2 separate regions of the Homo sapiens genome follow, and region 1 is linked to region 2. Evidence: chromatin loops called from intact Hi-C (ENCODE). Cell type or tissue: GM12878. All regions are shown on one strand.

Region 1 (5,000 bases), 160 kb after region 2:
TTTCTGCTGTCCTTTAAAAGTCAAAGGAACACTAAAATGTGTTGTTTTACAAAGGTCACCAAGAAAGGCCTGCCAATTATCTAATGGAATTAGGAAAAGATACCAAGCGAATCTTTCATATCATTTAGGCTACTGATCAGAAAAAATGTCACGTGAAGAACTCATCTACTCATTCACTTCTACCCATCAAGTGGAAACCTCATAGTTGAGAGACAGACTGATGAACTAGCCAGGAGAGAACAGTTACAAAGCTACTTACTAACAACCAGTTGTGAAACCTTGGGCAAGTCAATCTGGACTTTTGTTTTCTCAGAAGAATTCTAGTCTAAATGATCTCTAGAGATTCTTTCCATATCAAATATATTGTATATTCTAATTTGCTAAGATTCTAAAATGAGAGGTGGTAAAGCACTGTGGATAACAATATGGACTAAGAATGTCTGAGTACAAATCCCCACTCCAATATTTACTAGCTGTATGACATTAAACAAATTACTTGACCTCTCTTTACTTTCTTCTCCTCACAATTGGGATAATATTAGGTCCTAACTTATAGGGTTGTTATGAAGATTAAATATCATATCAATATATATATAAACTCATAAAACATTCCTATTACTATAATTTCATGGTAAGAAGTTCACACAATAGGCCGGGCGCAGTGGCTCACACCTGTAATCCCAGCACTTTGGGAGGTTGAGGCGGGTGGATCACCTACGGTCAGGAGTTTGAGACCAGCCTGACCAACATGGTGAAACCTCATCTCTACTAAAAATAGAAAAATTAGCTGGGCATGGTGGCGGGCACCTGTAATCCTAGCTACTCGGGAGGCTGGGGCATGAGAATTGATTGAACCCAGGAAGTGGGGGTTGCAGTGAGCCGAGATCGTGCCACTGCACTCCAACCTGGGCGACAGAGTGAGACATTGTCAAAAAAAAAAAAAAAAAAAAAAAAAAAATTCACGTATCAACCCAAAAAGACAATAGTGAAAATTCAGTATTTTCTGATGCCAAGATGCTATTAGGAACAAAAGCATACACCATAGGCTTACCTTTTTCTTACGATTTCCACTTTCGCGTTGTACTGCCTTCATTAGATGCACCAACCGATCTACAAATGTCTGTTGTGCAGCCAGCAAAGAACGCATAACTCTGACAGACTTATCACCCTGAAGGGTTCAAAGTGAGAAAAAATTAGTTCTATGTTGCGTAATGATCTGGATTTCTTTAACAGCATGGATAATCCTTATTCATATTTCTCACAGTTATAAACTTAAATAGAAAGCAAAACTGAAAAAGATTATCTTGATTCAAAAATAACAAGAAACCTCTTATCTTAGTTAAACACCACTAATCCATCCACAATCGAAAATTATCTGAGTCTTCAGCAAATACTGGTCTATCTACAACCGCATTTTTTTCCCACATAAACCATGTGACAAGATAGAATTCATTCATCCTAAAATACATTCACTCATTATTTGATTCAATAAATATCCGATGGCTTATGATGCAGAAATGTGCTAGACATATATACATGTATATGGCAGAAACAAAGATATAGATCTTCAAGGAACTAAAAATCAACTTTTAAAAAAAGAAAACTTCAAATAGCACCACAATATGTGCTTAAAATATAAGTCATAAAAACTAAATGCTATACGGTCCTATGTAGTGATTCCTAGTTCATAAAATATTATAAAATACATTTCTAATTTAATCTTCCCAATTACCCTGGTAAGGGAAGCTGGGTAAATGTTATCAACCTCATTTCAAAGATGAGGCAATTTAAACTTAAAGAAACTGAAATGTCTTCAAGGGTGACAAAGGCTGTAACAGAAACGAGATTAGAGGAGAGGACCAAAGGCTTATTTGCCAATCAGTTTGATGTTGAGAAGCTTTGGGAACGAATACAAAAGCTTAGTCTCAAAGTGTTTAATAAGATGTGATTTAAATTTTTAAAAGCATGAAACATCAAACAGATGAAAGATGCCATGAAATAGACTATTTCTGCGGCAAGCCACAGATTAATGTGTGGTAGCTTTCTTTTCGCTGCCCTTGCACCCTCTGCTGGCTAAACTGTGACACTGCTTTAAGAATCGAACACAGGAAAAATAAATCTCTTTTAAAAGCTGTTGAAAAGGCAAAAATACATTATATAAAAAGAATCTGCAATATGACCATTGCCAGATTTCTGGAAATGTACATAGCCTTGATAAGAAAGATACACAATAGAAAGGAAAATAAAAAAGCAAAGCTTTTTTTTAATTCCATGCACAGGTTTATTTCATTAAATTAGGGATCAAGAAAACTTCTGTAAAGGGTCAAAGAGTAAATATTTTAGGTCTTCTTGGCCATGCAGTTTTCATTCCAACTATTAAACTCCTATTGAGTACAAAAGTATCCATAGACAATATAAAAACAAATGAGTATGATTCTATTCCAATAAATTTATGAACACTAAAATTTGAATTCACATAATTTTCATGTATCACAAATTCTTCTTCTTCTTTTGATTTCTTTTCAACCGCTAAACCAGGCCAGGTATAGTGGCTCACGCCTGTAATGCCAGCACTTTGGGAGGCCGAGGCAGGTGCATCACCTGAGGTCAGGAGTTCCAGAATAGCCTGGCCCAACATGGCAAAACCCCGTCTCTACTAAAAATACAAAAATTAGCTGGGCATGGTAGCGGGCGCCTTTAATCTCAGCTATTCGGGAGGCTGAGGCAGGAGAATCTCTTGAACCCAGGAGGCAGAGGCTGCAGTGAGCTGAGATGGCACCACTGTACTCCGGCCTGGGTAACAGAGCAAGCCTCCATCTCAAAAAAATAAAAATAAAAATAAATATATAAAACCATTTTTAGCTCATGGGATGTTCCTAAACAGGCAACAGGCTGAATTTGGCCCATGTGCTGCAGTTTGCCAACCCTCACATTTAAGGGTTACCTTCAACAATGCTTGGCTGAATCTTCTCATTACGTTCAAGTACATCTCATGGGTCTTTGGATCTCTCTGCTGAGTATCTTGATCTTCACATTCCACTATCACATACCTTAAAAATAGTTTGAGCCATTCATGTGATGTGAAATGAAACTTAGATTCAGTTTGTAAATACTCATATCATTTCACTAAAACAGATTAATTTACATATGCAAAAATAATAAAATTGGAGTAATAAAACACATTTTATCATCACTTTTAAAAGTGAAAACTTAAAGAGGAACACATACAACCATCAATAAAAGGTAAACTAAGAGTGGTAATGCCTTAATTTGTGTAATATCCCAAATTTTCTAAAACTTTTGCCACCAAAACAAGCATTTTCTCCTATTTATGAGGTAGAGTATTAACATCCTCAGAAATCATCTAAGCTCACATATTTACTGAGTAACTCGAGAACAAAAACTATTATTTTCATAATCTGTGTAATACTTTGGTATTACATAAGACTCTCTTATTCTGAAAACCTCTCTGAAGCTATTCTTGTCACTTATATTTTCAAAAGATGAATAAAATTTTAAGTAATTTTTCCTTTCCCATCCAGTTTCCCGTTTTTCAAAGATCCATACATAATCTTTAACTTTCCAATTAAAAAACTATGGTTTTAAAGAGTAAAAGACATTTTAAATGTCTTCTTAACCCTCATCTGCTTATACAATTACAAAAATCATATAAGCAATGATCTGAATAAGACTTTATAGGTCTTCTAATCCAGTGTTTCTAAATGTTCCACTGGGAACAAACCAAAGCAAATAACAGGTTGGGCATGGTGGCTCACACCTATAATCCCAGTGTTTTGGGAGGCCTAGGAAGGAGGATCACTTGAGGTCAGGAGTTTGAGACCAGCCTCTACATTTAAAAAAAAATTAAATATAAGCCAAGTGTGGTGTCGCCGACTATAGTCCCAGCTACTAAGGAGGCTGAGGTGGGAAGATAGCTTGAGCCCAGGTGAAGCTGCAGTAAGCTATGATCATACCATTGCACTCCAGCTTGGGCAACAAAGGGAGATGATATCTCTCAAAGAGAAAAAAAAAAGTATCACAGCTTGATACACACAGCCACATATGCACACAGATGTATAAAACGGAAAAGTTTCACAAAGCAACATCCTGTGAGCAATATGTTAATATTTGCTATTCTGTTTATTTCATTTTTCTTTAAATACAAATGCTAGACTGTGAAACTTTAAATTACTTTCAGTGGATCATGATGATGTGTAGTTTGAAAACCATCAATCTCAATCAACTTGCTTGCTTCATCAATAGTGAAACTTAGAGGGGCTGTGTCTTGTCTATGGTGGTATGACTGATTGTAAAACTGAGATTGAAACCCAGGACTTTGGGCTCCCAGGTCAGACTTTTTTGATTTTACTAAGTTGACTTTCACACTGTTTTATCTTTAAAACACATGTGAAACTTTTCGACCTTCTTAACTGACAATGTTTCCCAAATCTCAAGTCACGGATGCTTATTATTATGCTTTCCACTATTTCTGGGAGAGTATACTCTGTATTCAGCCATTCAGATGGTCAACTTCATGAGAGCTGAGGGCTTACCTGTCTTGTTCTCCACTATATCTTCAGCACGTCCATGTCTAGCTCATAATAGATGCTCAACATATTATTAATACATTACTGTTGAATGAATAATTCCACTCTTGTGGATTTAGCTACTATCTCATTATTGATAATTTTCAAATATAAATACATATTCATTTTTTACATCTAAGGTCTAATCTTGAATTCCATTACATGACCTGCTTTCACATTCATGCACTCTAATTTTCAAGGACCAGATCCCCTTTTCAAGACACTGTTTGTCATTTCTAACTGAACACATGTAAAACCAAACTTATCACATTAAATTGAATTTTTTCTACCTCTATCGAAGGTACTAACAATATCCAAGGTATTTGGGCTAGGAATTCTCATGTAGCAGGGTTCACAAACTCCAAATTTTCTCAAAAGGCAGGCAGGAAACAAATGTTTGAATCACTTAAATAG
Region 2 (5,000 bases):
TTAATTTTTTTAATTTGATGAATTTTACTGTGTGGTTATGTAAGCAAAAAAAAAAAAGAAAAGGTTTGTGTTCTTATGAGCTGTATGCTGAAGGGATGAAGAGTCGTGACCTCTGCAAATTACTCTCAAATGGTAGAGCAAGATGATAATAATATAATAATCATCAAGATTATAATAGTTATGAGAATAAATATTGTGGATGTTTTATGTAAAAGAGAAAGAGATAAAGCAAATGTGGCAAGATGTTAACAACGGATTGCATTTAAGTGAAGGAATATGGGAGTACAATGTAATATTCTGGAAACTTTTCCTTAGGTGTGAAAAAATTTTAATAAAAAATTTATTTGAGCAGGACTAAGGATCCACCTGACCAAAGAAGCACCCACAGAAAATGGTACCCAAGTGGTACCTAAAGGAGCAACTGTCCCCTGAATGCCCCTTTGCCAGGTCTGTCCCATAGACCCTGGCCAAGTGAGGGATGAAAGGAGTACTCAGACACAGGTATGCAGTGTAAGAGCAGCTAGGGGACTGCCCAGCACTAGTGGCAGAAGAGTGAGTCGTCCTGAACAGCTGGAGCTGCTTGCTTTTATTCAGTACAGACATAATGTCTAAAGCCTGGAGCAAACACAATCTGCAGGTAATTAACATTATTGTTCCCCCTTTCAGGGAGCAGTCACGCATGCAGATGATCAAACGTCAGTTTCCAGACAACATAAGTAAACAAGCCTATTTAAGATAAATTCCCCTACACACCCTTGTACCTATTTCTTCACCCTCTGCATCAAGGTCAGAGAACAGCTGCCTTCAGCTTATTCTCCTCTAAAGCTATGCAGAGCCTTCCAACCTTTCAGAAGGCCTGTTCCTTTCCCTATAGCTTCTCCCACAACTCTGACTGATCTGCTATACCCCTTAGCAATTTATTTCTTTAAACTAAGCCATTGCTGTGCTACATCTACTCCAGTATCTGTAAACCTCCAGCACACTCCTTAGCATCCCTGACTATCCATTCTAGTCATTGTCATCACATGACTTGCTGGCATTTTCTTCACCTCCAGGTTAACCTGTTGACAATATCTATCTATCCTGAGTTGCTGTCTAGGAAGATGTGTCTTTATCACATCCCTTACCCACCCACCAATTGTCAACAGGCCAATAGCATATTCCATCTTCCTTCCTCCAGGATCTGCTCCATCAGTGATGCTCGCCCCTCTTGTGAGGCCACACTTACTTCTCCACTCAGCCTCTTGCTAGTTTTCCCCTCCTCTTGACCCCACCCTGCCTCCCAGCATATGTATGATCTCCTTTCACAACTTTTGAAGTATAAATAAAGGTGACAATGAGGTACCCTCAACTAAGAAACTGGGGAGTGGGGAGGAAATGAGAATTAAACTACAATCATGTATGGATCACATGTTATGGATCAAAGTGGAAACCTACAAGTTACTTTAAAGAGACTTAGTGGTTCTAAAGTCAAAGACTTGGCAAAAACGGGATAAGTAATATCAGTATAGTTATAGAAACAGTGTGGTAATTACCTAGAAGGTAAGTTCAGAAACACAGTAAAGGGGAAACAAAGACAAAACTATGGTGATAGAAATCAGAACAGTGGTTGCCACAGAGTAGAGGGAATGGAGGAGATTGATTATAAAATGGCAAAGGGGAACATTTTAGGGTGATGGAAATAGTCTAAATCTTGGTTATGGTAGAGATTACAAGACTGTACACATTTGTCAAAACTCATCGAATTGCACTTATAAAATTAGTAAATTTTACTGTAGGCAAATATAAGTCAACAAAGTTAATTTTAAAAGTATACCAGTTTTTATTAGTAACAAGATTGGGAGGACACAGCTCACAACTGATTACCACATACCTATAGGAAAGACACCCTGTTTATGAAGCTGTATAATGAAAATGTGTACACTCTTCTGCTATACCCCTCAGGGTCAAAGTGCCCTTCCCAGTCAGTGGTAGTTGCTCGGAAACTGCTTTCCTCTGGGAGCTTCTAGCCTGCACAGAAGCCTAACTGCATGATGTATCACAGTAAAATTGTCCTTTATTTGAATATACTGAGAATTTCCTTCTTGCACAGAGTATACTCATGACATTATAACCTTTTCGGAGAGCTGAAAGGACACACACAAACTTCTTATTTGTTATCAGATATCATTTCACCCACACTGAGCTTAAAATGACCAATAACAGCACTAAAAAGTATGTCCTTCATGTTTCTCTATTTCACTGGGGGTGGGAGGGTAAGACAAAGAAAAAAATGCTCTAATTGTATCCAGGATGGATTTTTCTCTTTTGTTAGGTTCAAATAACAAACCTAGGAAATTTTAAATCCTGGAAGTCCATCTGTCAGCATCTGGTTCCCCAGAGACCAAGAAAATGCTTTCATTTAGCTGAAGGCTGCTACTGGCAGCCACATACCCGCCTGAGAAAATACATCATTTTTTGCAAGTGTGAAAATGACTGCTAAGGGGAATAGGAGCCCTAGTTACATGCCCCATTTCAGAGCCTTCAGCCCCAGCTGCAGGGACCAAATAAGACAGTGATGGCCCTGGGGATTTAAGAATTCAGTTTCTCTCTGACAGCCTCAAAAACCCCAGGCCACATTGAGAAAGAAGAACTGCCTCTGTCACTAGCTCAGAAAACTCATCAATGGCAGGGGCCCAATCTTGGCTCCAAAGGAGCCGTTGCTGGCCCCTCACTTATCTTACCTATATGAGTGAACGCTGCCATAAAAGGTAGCTCTAGACCTACAGCTGCAGGCAAAGAAACTCTCTTCCTCTTGATTTACCATTCTCCTAAGCTGCCTGCCCACTCTCCAGCTTAGTAGAATTCCTGACCTTGCATCCCTGACTGCCATCTGCCCTGCCTCTTCCCACATCTCCCCTCCCACACATCTTGGCAACACCTAGACTGAACAGGCTCAGGCCCCAACATGATTCTACTGCTTCTTTCATATTCATGAATATGTTCAGAGATGTTTATTATTACCTAGATTTACAAATCATAGTTTAGCATATCGTTTCTGACATAAAATACAGAAAATTCTAAAAGAAAAAAATTCAGTGCCCCTTCAGACCTTCAATAAGAGTTACTATGTACAGTAAAATGATAAGAAAGGAAACCCTCAGCTATTCTGAGATGCAAATGCTAGGTGGTCAGCTAGGTCCACACTCAAGCTCATCACTGCCAGAACTTTTACACCTGGCTCTCAGCACATACAATTCAAATTTGTGCCTTAAACCTAGTGCAAGTGGCCAGGGAGCCCCAAAGTCTGAAACACAGAAAGCCAGGACTGTTAAATCTCAGACCACCGAGGCTCCTATATCACCACCAGCACCTGTCTACCCGTCAGGCCCATCCGGCTCCACAGAGAGTGGCAGCCCCAGGCTACATCAAGACCTCGATTTGACTAGCTGAACCCACCTGCACAAGGAGGGGAACAACAGACCCCTTGCTGTTAAAGGGGGCCCAGGCTTCATGTGTGTGCACAGCAGTTTGGCTGAAATGGAGACATTACAATTAATGCTCCTGATGGCCAGAGGCACAACCTTTTTCTCCCCTGCAGGTTGGAAAGTCCTCTTTCTGTTGTGATGGAGTCCTGTTGGTTTTCATTTATATTTTTCACTGTCACATTGCCTATTCTCTCCACCTCACTATCACAGGTCAGTCCCATTAAATCATGCCTAGATGGTTATGCTAACCCTTCCTGGCCTGGCTTCCCAGGCTCAACCCTAGGGGCCAGGTAGATGGACACTAAACCACCACCTATATTTTCCTCTTATATTATTTTTGAGAAACATCAGTGAGTCCCTTTGATTTAAATATTGTATTAGTCCATTCTCACACTGCGATAAGGATACTATCTGAGACTGGGTAATTTATAAACAAAGGAGGTTTAATTGACTTACAGTTACGCATGGCTGGGGAAGCCTCAGGAAACTTATAATCATGGCAGAAGGAGAAGCAGGCACCTTTTTCACTAGGAGGCAGAAGAGAGAAGTGCAATCAGGTGAAATACCAGACGCTTGTAAAACCATGAGATCTCGTGAGAACTCACTCACTATCACGAGAATTCCATGGGGAAAACTGCCCCCATGATCCAATCACTTCCCACCGGGTCCCTCCCTCGACACGTGGGGATTATGGGGATTACAATTTAAGATGAGATTTGGGTGGGGGCACAGCCAAACCATATCAAATATCAGCTCCAAATGTCTTGGCCCATCTTTCCGTGTCCCCCTACCCTACACAGCCTCTCTCACCATTTTCCAGAATGTACCTCCAACTCCAGCTGGACAGATTTACTCACTCTTCCTTGTTCGCTCGGATTGGTACTCATATCTTTCCTCCACGTCCAATTTTCTCCTTTCTTATCTCTGGTATAGAAACCACACCCTCCCCTTTTCTTTATGGCCCAGAACAAGACTTAGGTTCTCAGTGAAGCATTCCTGAAATGTCTTCAGCTGCCACTGTCTTTTCTTCCTTTTCTGGTGTCCTAATGCATCTGTAATTCACACCACACAGGTTAGCACTTCATTGTTTGCAAATTGTTTCACATGTGTGTTTTTTTTTGTACTTTGAGACTTACCCTGTATCACGCTAATACCTGCAGAGTGCTAGACACCTGTGGGAGACTTCCCAGTTGATTTCTGGGCTGAATCAATTTGCGAACAATTGTAAAATTCAGTAATCACCATGTGAAATATTCCCATTTCCCATGTGATTTGACATTTTTACCCAGGAGAACATCTCTCATCTTTTATGCTGCTACTCCACGGCTTTGATAAATAGAGTTCACCTCAAATCTCCCTTCAAACCATATTTAAACTTCCCCCCTTCCAGCAAAGACTCCAGGCTAGATTTCATTGAGCCAGTCAGCTTTGCTAATTTGTAACCAATTTTTGATTTACTAAATGGCAGCATTCAGCTGGAGGACAGATGGAAAAGCTGCAGGTAACTGCTGACCTTCTGATTAGAGGGATTAG

The links. Hi-C counts contacts between places; a loop is a spot of excess contacts. Peaks named below come from ENCODE experiments on the same cell type or tissue, not always from the same donor. Only the 100,000 strongest peaks of a DNase experiment are listed, where the experiment ranks them.
Region 1: a loop joins it to region 2, with 2.3 times the contacts of the local background. A loop is called at or near these places in 1 of 110 quality-filtered maps.

What each region holds. Positions count from the first base shown.
Region 1 is chr18:42,025,493-42,030,492 of GRCh38, reverse strand. PIK3C3 (phosphatidylinositol 3-kinase catalytic subunit type 3) reads right to left here. Exons shown (of 25, transcript NM_002647.4): 14 at 2,945-3,050; 15 at 1,052-1,168. Among named protein-coding and RNA genes, the nearest start is that of PIK3C3, 73 kb to the right of the region's middle. In GM12878, a CTCF peak has its summit at 2,063 (motif pointing left); a DNase peak (open chromatin) is centred at 4,332; H3K4me3 peaks cover 245 bases; H3K27ac peaks cover 1,491 bases.
Region 2 is chr18:42,185,686-42,190,685 of GRCh38, reverse strand. It overlaps LINC00907 (long intergenic non-protein coding RNA 907), which reads right to left and starts at 4,018. Exons shown (of 10, transcript NR_046174.2): 1 at 3,924-4,018. In GM12878, no CTCF peak of the experiment used is centred here; a DNase peak (open chromatin) is centred at 2,545.